Linked DNA regions of Homo sapiens: region 2 is linked to region 1. Evidence: read pairs that join two places in POLR2A ChIA-PET (ENCODE). Cell type or tissue: Panc1. All regions are shown on one strand. Links, peaks and the distances in the headings refer to the core of each region. The heading gives the core; the rest is flanking DNA. Region 1 has its middle 65 kb from the start of CD36. Region 2 overlaps SEMA3C (semaphorin 3C).

Evidence for each region. Peaks named below come from ENCODE experiments on the same cell type or tissue, not always from the same donor. Only the 100,000 strongest peaks of a DNase experiment are listed, where the experiment ranks them.
Region 2: POLR2A ChIA-PET joins it to region 1 with 9 read pairs; 1 of 35 experiments calls an interaction of 5 or more read pairs at or near these places.

What each region holds. Positions count from the first base shown.
Region 1 is chr7:80,700,987-80,705,390 of GRCh38, reverse strand. No RefSeq gene overlaps it. Among named protein-coding and RNA genes, the nearest start is that of CD36, 65 kb to the right of the region's middle. In Panc1, for the core only: no CTCF peak of the experiment used is centred there; no DNase peak of the experiment used is centred there; H3K27ac peaks cover 2,531 bases.
Region 2 is chr7:80,860,440-80,864,843 of GRCh38, reverse strand. All of the region lies in intron 2 of SEMA3C (semaphorin 3C), which reads left to right. Among named protein-coding and RNA genes, the nearest start is that of SEMA3C, 56 kb to the left of the region's middle. In Panc1, for the core only: no CTCF peak of the experiment used is centred there; no DNase peak of the experiment used is centred there; H3K27ac peaks cover 1,349 bases.

The DNA of each region.
Region 1 (4,404 bases), core at 90-4,089:
CTCTCTCTCAGGTAGGGCAACACTGTAAACACACTCTCTTTCTCTTTTTCTCTCTCTCTCTCTCTCTCTCTCTTAGGTGGGGCAACCCTGTACACACACACGTGCACTCTCTCTCTCTCTCTCTCATACACACTTAATGGGCTGGCTGAAGGTGAAGGGTAAAACTGATGTTGATTTTCTTTAGGTATAAAATATTGCCCCTATTGCCCCTTCCACGTCTGATGCAATAGACCCACAAGTCTATTCTTCAGACATGATATGTGTAGGTTTTAAACGCTTATTTATCTTTTCAACATTTTTTATGACTTCTATATTGTCTGCCTCCAGCAATTCTTGTAGGAAATAGAGACAATTGTTCTCATTTGTGAAAACTCCATGTTAAAGCAAAATAAAATGTTTGGGGGAACACAAAGGATGTATAGTTACCTTGTACCTGGGTGAAAGAAGTGGGGAAGGGCAGAAAGTTCTTCTCTGCAGAAATAGCTGGCAGAAGTCTGAAAGATGAACAGCAGTTCTGGTTTTACTTTTTCTTTTTCTTTTTTCTTTTTTGAGACAGTGGAGTGCAGTGGTATGATCTTGACTCACTGCAACCTCTGCCTTCTGGGTTGAAGTAATCCTGCCACCTCAGCCTCCCAAGTCGCGGGGATTACAAGCGTGCGCCACCTCACCTTGCTAATTTTTGTATTTTTGTAGAGATGGGGTTTCACCATGTTGGCCAGGCTGGTCTTGAGCTCCTGGACTCAGGCAGTACTCTCCTTTTGGCCTCCCAAAGTGCTAGGATTACAGGTGTGAGCTGCCATGCCTGGCAAGAGTTCTGGTTTTCTACTGTATATCAAAGCATCCTCAATTTAGTGCATAAAACCACAATGATCCTTTATCATTATTATCTCTCATGGTTCTGGTGTGGACTGGACTCAGGTAGGTATTCCAGATGGGAGTTTCTGTTTATGGACTGAATGTTTGTGTCCATCCCTCACCCCCAAATTCATAATTGAAACTCTAACCCCCAAATGTAAGGTATTTGGAGATGGGGCCTCTTGGAGGTAATTAGGGTTAGTTGAAGTTATAAGGGTGAGACTCTGGTCCAATGGGATTAGTACTGACTATAAGAAGAGACACCAGGGCTAGCTCTCTCCCTCTGTCGTGTGAGGACACAGAGAGAAGACAGCTGTCTGCAAGACAGGAAGACAGCCCTCCGCAGAGCCCAATCACGGTGGAGCCCTGATGTTAGACTTTCAGCCTCCAGAACTCTGTGAAAATAAATATATTATTTAAGCCACCCAGTCTATAATATTTTGTTATGGAAGCTGAGCTGACTAGCACAGGAGTCTGTTGTTATAATGGGGTGGTGATTGCGGCTGAAGTCATCTCAAAAGCTTCCTCACTCACATGTTGAAGTGGGTTGAGAAGATTCATACAGCTGGAGACCAGATATGGGGTTCTGCAGGCATTTCTCTACCTCTATATGGCCTGTCTAGCATGGTGGTTTCAAGATAGCCAGGCTGATTACATAATGACCAGTGCTCCAAAGGGACAGTCTGAATAGAAAGACAAAGCCAGGCAGAAGCTGCGTCACCTTTTATGACCTGGCTAGGCAGTCATGCAACATCACTTCTGCTGCATACTAATAGTTAGAAGTATCTGCCTGCATTTATATGGGTGCTGGTCAGAGAGAGGAGGAAAAAGGAGGCTTATTGGGTAAGAAGCAGCATGGTGGGAGAGTGATCATAGAACATTTGAGTTATATCAAACTTATTCTTACAGTGTTATTCAAGCCACCAGATCCAATGAAATGCTTTTTTAGTCCTTATCTCACTTTGATACTATTAATACTAACCATTACCCTAAACCCCAGGAGGAGTCCATCCTTTGACTCCCACTGCATCACTCCTCTCCCGGGTTTTCTGTCTCCTCTCAGTCTGCTTTCCAGCTCATCACCTTCTAACATACCATAGCCAGTTACTCAGCAAATCCTGACATTTGTCTCCTTCATATTGCTCAAATCTATCCACTCCTCTCCATCTCCAATGTCAGCTCTCTTACTCTATGCCAATATCACTATTCCTTTCATTCAACACATATTTCCTGAGTACCTACTATGAGCCTATCACTGCCATAGGAGCTGGGTCTTATATACAAATAGACTAAAATGTCTGTTCTCTTGTTCTTCCTCCCTCTCTTTCTGCATATACAAGCACATAAACACAATTCTTAATTGCATGCAAACTTGTATCTATCTATCTATCTATCTATCTATCTATCTATCTATCTATTGAGAGAGAGAGGGAGAGAGAGAGCGTGAGCGCACACCTTGTTGGGAGATAAGCACAAGCAGAAAAAAGAGGAAAGGGTGGACTTGAGGTAGAATGCAAATTTAATAGTGATTAGGGATGACCTCATGGGAAGGTTATTTATTTATTTATTTATTTATTTATTTATTTATTTATTTATTTTTGAGACAGAGTTTTGCTCTTGTTGCCCAGGCTGGAGTGAAATGGTGAGATCTCAGCTCACTGCAACCTCGCCTCCCAGGTTCAAGTGATTCTCCTACCTCAGCCTCCCGAGTAGCTGGGATTACAGGCATGTACCACCATGCCTGGCTAATTTTGTATTTTTAACAGACAGGGTTTCTCCATGTTGGTCAGGCTCGTCTCAAACTCCCAACCTCAGTTGATCCCCTCGCCTCAGCCTCCCAAAGTTTTGGGATTACAGGCATGAGCCACTGCGTCCAGCCTGGGAAGGTTAGTTTTAAGCAAAAAAGTTGAATGGGATGAAGAAGAAAGCCATGAGTATATATAGTAATGTAGATCTTCCCTTTGGGCAGGGGGCAAAGCTAACACAAAGACCACGCAGTGGGAGTGTGCCTGGCATATGCAAGACTGGACAAATTTATCAGGGAATCTGGAACTGAGTGATGGACAGGGAAAGGAATAGAAAGTAAGATCAGAGTTAAAGGTGGAAGGTGGACCAATTACCTGTGATCTTGAAGGACATTTTGTGAACTTTGGCTTATACCCTGAGTTAGGGTTTTAGGCAGAGGAGTGACATGGAACAATATTTTAACAGGGACACTCACTGCTGGGTTGAGAATAGACTGTGGTGTAGGGGGTGAGGAGGGTGGCAAGATAGAAACATCCTTTCCACATAAGAATGATAGTGGTGGTTATGACCACTTGCCTAGAATTCCAATAGCAGAGGGATTTTTGTTTTAGTTTAAGGATAGAAAATATTTTAGCACACTCATTTGCTTAGGTGGAAGAATTAACCTTAGATAAAAAGGATAATACTTTCTGCACTGACACAAAATTGGAGAGATTTAGATGGCAATACATGAAAATAAGCCTGCTGGTGGATGAAAAGCAATCTGAGAAATTGCTGACAGGGTAGCCTGTTTGCTCTGTGAGTTACAGGGTGAAACTTGTGGGCTCTTTGGGCATGGTCCTGACAGGATGACAGCTGTCCTTCAGTCTCCAAACAATGATGTTAAGAGGGGTGAGCAGAATATGCCAAGGTTCTCTCTCAACTTATTAGAAGCCCCATTCTATGTTGCTTTAGACCCTGCTAAACTTAAGAGTATTCCCAAAGCATTTCTCTAACTTGAGCTTGAAAGTAGTATTGTAATAGACAAGGTTATTAATATATAACCACCTATATTCAAGACCTAGCCTCTTCTCTATTGCTCACTCTATGTAAATGATTCTGCTGCCATTCATTCTAGGGTTGCTCAAGGGAAAAGCTGTTTAATAACATATTAGCCCTTGCATTTTAGATGATCTGTTCTTACCATTTTCAACTTCAGAGTTTTCAATTAAAAGCACAGTTTGTTATATGGAGTGCCCTAACTTTTTTTTTGAAATGGAGTCTTGTACTGTCGCCCAGGCTGGAGTGCAGCGGCACGATCTCTGCTCACTGCAACCTCCACCTTCCGGGTTCAAACAATTCTCCTGCCTCAGCCACCCGAGTAGCTGGGACTACAGGCGCCCGCCACCACACCGGCTAATTTTTTGTATTTTTAGTAGAGACAGGGTTTCACCTTGTTAGCCAGGATGGCCTCGATCTCCTGACCTCGTGATCCGCCCACCTCGGCCACCCAAAGTGCTGGGATTGCAGGTTGAGCCACTGCGCCCGGCTGTAGTGTCCTAAATTTTATGGGGCACTGTGTGCAGTTGAAAATCATATGGGCCTTTATTTGTAGCCCATTTGCCTCTGCTCTGAAGGCTGGCTACTTATATCCTTGATGTGTTCCTGAAGCCATTAAAGTTAAGTGTACAAGCATGGCCTATGTTTCAGACTGAATCATTCCAAACATAATCGTTCGGTTTCTTGCAACTCTGTCTAATTATTTGTCACCATTTAGTAACAAAAATAAATTTAATGTGTTTATATATAGATGAATAGAAGATG
Region 2 (4,404 bases), core at 324-4,323, 160 kb before region 1:
TAGTAAGTTCTGGTCAACATATGCAAAGTTGGAGTGAAACTTTGAAAAATCAAGAAGAGGTATTGAGTAGGCATTTGGGAAAATGAGAATTTCATAGCTCAGGAGAGATGGAGAATCTAGAGTGATATGTTAGGAATCATCTGCATCTATGTGAATCTATGGGAGTAAGTTGAGTTTTATCTAATTGTCATATTTTGGAAGCTCTTGTAAGAGCCTCCTTACAACACCTTTCTTGTAAGGTGTTGGTGAGGGGCTTTTGTTTTTCTTTATTTTTTTCTTCTACATTGTGTCCTATTTTTCTTAATATATTTTCCCTATTACTAGCTAATTTAAGATTACTTTAGTAACAACATAATAACCCTTGTGTTAAGTTAAATATTGAATAAAAACTCTAAGGAAAGAGATACATTGTTTTTATCTTCTTTATTTTACTTTTTTATATTTTTTATTTTTTCATAAGTTATTGCGGTACAGGTGATATTTGGTTATATGAGTAAATTCTTTAGTGGTGATTTGCGAGATTCTGGTGCACCCATCACCTGAGCATTGTACACTGCACCATACTTGCAGTCTTTTATCCCTCACCCGCTCTCACTCTTCCCCCCAAGTCCCCAAAGTCCATTGTCTCATTCTTAACGCCTTTGCATCCTCATAGCTTAGCTCCCACATATCACTAACAGCATACAAAGTTTGGTTTTCCATTCCTGTGTTACTTCACTTAGAATAGTAGTCTCCAGTCTCATCCAGGTTGCTGCCAATGCTGTTAATTCATTCGTTTTTATGGCTGAGTAGTAGTCTGTCATTTATATATATGTGATATATATGTGATATACATGCGATATATATGTGATATACATGTGATATATGTGATATATATGTGATATACATGTGATATACATATTATATATGTGATATATATGATATATATGTGATATATATGTAATATATGTGTGATATATATGTGATACATATATATGTGATACATATGTATGTGATATGTGATATATATATCACATATCACATATATATGTATCACATATATATCAGATGGAATACTACTATATATATGATGGAATACTACTATATATATGATGGAATACTACTATATATGTGATATATATATCTGTGATATATATATCACATATATATGTGTGTGTATATATATGTGTGTATATATATATATGTGATATATATATACCACAGTTTCTTTATCTACTCGTTGATTGACGAGCATTTGGGTTGGTTCCCCAATTTTGCAATTGCGAATTGTGCTGCTATAAGCATGCCTGTGCAAGTACCTTTTTTCTATAACGAATTCTTTTCCTCCTGGTAGATACCCAGTAGTGGGATTGCTGGATCAGATGGTAGTCCTACTTTCAGTTCTTTAAGGAATCTCTACACTGTTTTCCATAGCGGCTGTACTAGTTTGCATTCTTACCAGTAGTGTAGAAGTGTTGCCTGTTCACCACATCCACACCAACATCTACTGTTTTTTTTTTTTTTTAATATTTTGATTATGGCCATTCTTGCAGGAGTAAGGTGGTATTCCATTGTGGTTTTGATTTGCATTTCCCTGATCATTAGTGATGTTGAGCTATTTTTTTTTTTTTTTTAAGATGGAGTCTCGCTCTGTCACCAGGCTGGAGTGCAATGGCACGATCTTGGCTCACTGCAACCTCTGCCTCCCAGGTTCAAGCAATTCTCCAGCTTCAGCTGTTCCTTTTGCTGTGCAAAACCCTTTAGCTTAATTAAGTCCCAACTATTTATCTTTATTTTTATTGAATTTGCTTTTTGGGTTCTGGGTCATGAAATTCTTGCCTTAGTCTAGAAGGGTTTTCCAGTGTTCTCTTTTAGAATTTTTATAGTTTCAGGTCTTAGGTTTAAGTCATTAATCCATCTTGAGTAGATTTTTGTATAAGAAGAGAGATGAGGATCCAGTTTCATTCTCCTCCATGTGGCTAGCCAATTATCCCAGCACCATTTGTTGAAAAGGATGTCCTTTCCCCACTTTATGTTTTAGTTTGCTATGTTGAAGATCAGTTGACTGTAAGTATTTGGGTTTATTTCTGGGTTCTCTATTCTGTTCCAGTGGTCTGTGTGCCTATTTTATACCAGTACCACGCTGTTTTGGTGACTATGGCCTTATAGTATAGTTTGAAATCAGGTAGAGTGATTCCTCAAGATTTGTTCTTTTTGCTTAGTCTTGCTTTGGCTATACAGGCTCTTTTTTGATTCCATGTGAATTTTAGAATTGTGTTTTTTCTAATTATGTGAAGAATGATGGTGGTATTTTGATGGGGATTGCATTGAATTTGTAGATTGCTTTTGGTAGTATGGTCATTTTCACAATATTGATTCTACCCATCCATGAGCATGGGATGTGTTTCCATTTGTTGGTGTTGTCTGTGATTTCTTTGAGCAGTGATTTGTAGTTTTCCTTGTAGAGGTCTTTTGACTCCTTGGTTAGGTATATTCCTAAGTATTTTATTGTTTTTTTGCAGCTATTGAAAAAGTGGTTGAGTTCTTGGTTTGATTCTCTGCATGGTCGCTGTTGGTACACAAGCTACTACTGACTTGTGTATCTTAGTCTTGTATCTGGAAACTTTGCTGAATTCTTTTATCAGTTCTAGGAGCTTTCTGGAGTCTTTAGGGTTTTCAAGGTAAATGGTCCTATCATCAGCAAACAGTGACAGTATGACTTCCTCTTTACCTATTTGGATGCCCTTTATTTCTTTCTCTTGTCTGATTGCTCTGGCTAGGACTTCCAGTACTATGTTGAAGAGGAGTGGTAAGAGTGTGCATTCTTGTCTCTTTCCATTTCTTAGATGGCATGGTTTCAGCTTTTCCCCATTCAGTGTTATGTTGGCTGTGGGTTTGTCATAAATGACTTTTATTATATTGAGGTAGGTACCTTGTATGTCGATTTTGCTGAGAGTTTTAATCATAAAGGGATGCTGGATTTTGTCAAATGCTTTTTCTGCATCTGTTGAGATGATCGTGTGATTTTGGTTTTAAAATCTGTTTATGTGATGTATCACATTTATTGACTTGCATATGTTAAACCAGACTTGCATGTGTTAAATCATCTGAGATGCATTGTTTAATTCAACACTGTATTCTTAGAGCCTAGTACAATGGTTGGTGAAGAATACTTACGCAAAAATATTCTTTGAAATAACAAATGTTGCAATTTAAATCATAGTTGCATTCTATAACCTTTGAGATCAGTCTTCTAAAGGCTTTAAATGTTTAAATTCATAGCTATTTAATTTGTGTGAACAGTGCTCAGTTTTGTTTTAAATCTACCTTGTTATATGTTTGACTTGACATATTGCCACAAATAACCTCTTATTAAATGTGATTTAGATATACAATGAAGTAACTTCTAAAATTTGGACATTTTATGGACTATTTAAAGGAAGGTCTAGAATATTGAAAACCATGGCAAGCAAATATGTAATATCATGCTATTAAGTGGCAAATTTAACTGAAACATATTATATATTATAAATAACTGAATCATTTTGTAATATATATAGTAAGTTTTCAGAACTAGTTGATCTAGAAGCTGTTGCCCTGTGAAAATACTCTATATGTATAAAAAATATGTATTTCTTTTCAATAATAGATAAACTGATGCTTTAGGAATAATTCTTAATAATCGAAGTTTTTCTGAACAGGGGAGAAAACATTTTTTTCATGCGTTTTATACTGAAAGTCTGCCCTGTAGTGCTGTTGTGAGGGAACAGGATGGCAAAGGAATGTTCATATTGGTATGTTCTCATTTTCTCATGTTTGATCAACTGGATAAAGGCCTTTGTTAATTAAGTGAAAATCCATATTATTTCTTTCAATATGCCTTTGATTTAAAGTCACACATAAACTATGTCAACATTACTGGCACTCAATAAACAAACATGAGTTAAAGAAGAATTGTTGAAAGTATGCTTCGAAGGTAACTACAGAAGAAAAGCACTCACCAAGCAGTAGGTCTCCCCAAACAGAATTTTTCAAACCCCACACCTGTCTTTATGGTATCCTATGAAAAGGACCTCATGAGCAAACAGATGTTTGTGTGGGTGGCCTCGTCTTCGCTGTTCATGCCTTTTGATTGAATGCACTTATCCGTTCTGTTTCTGTCACTGCTAGAAGAGTAATGACCATGGGCCCTTGACCTTGGCAGTTTGGGATCTCAAACCTCAACTCTGAATTTTTACCCATTAAGCTTAGATCTTGCTCTCTGATTGAGATCACTTTAACTCTATCAAATGGAAACAGGATAATGTCTCTGTAATACTCAGCTTGGTGAGCAGAGCTCAGGCTATAGTTTTTACTATGTTAAGTCAGTTTTCTCTACCACATTGCCGCTGTGTTTTAAGGGGTGCAGTTGGATCTATTGTATGT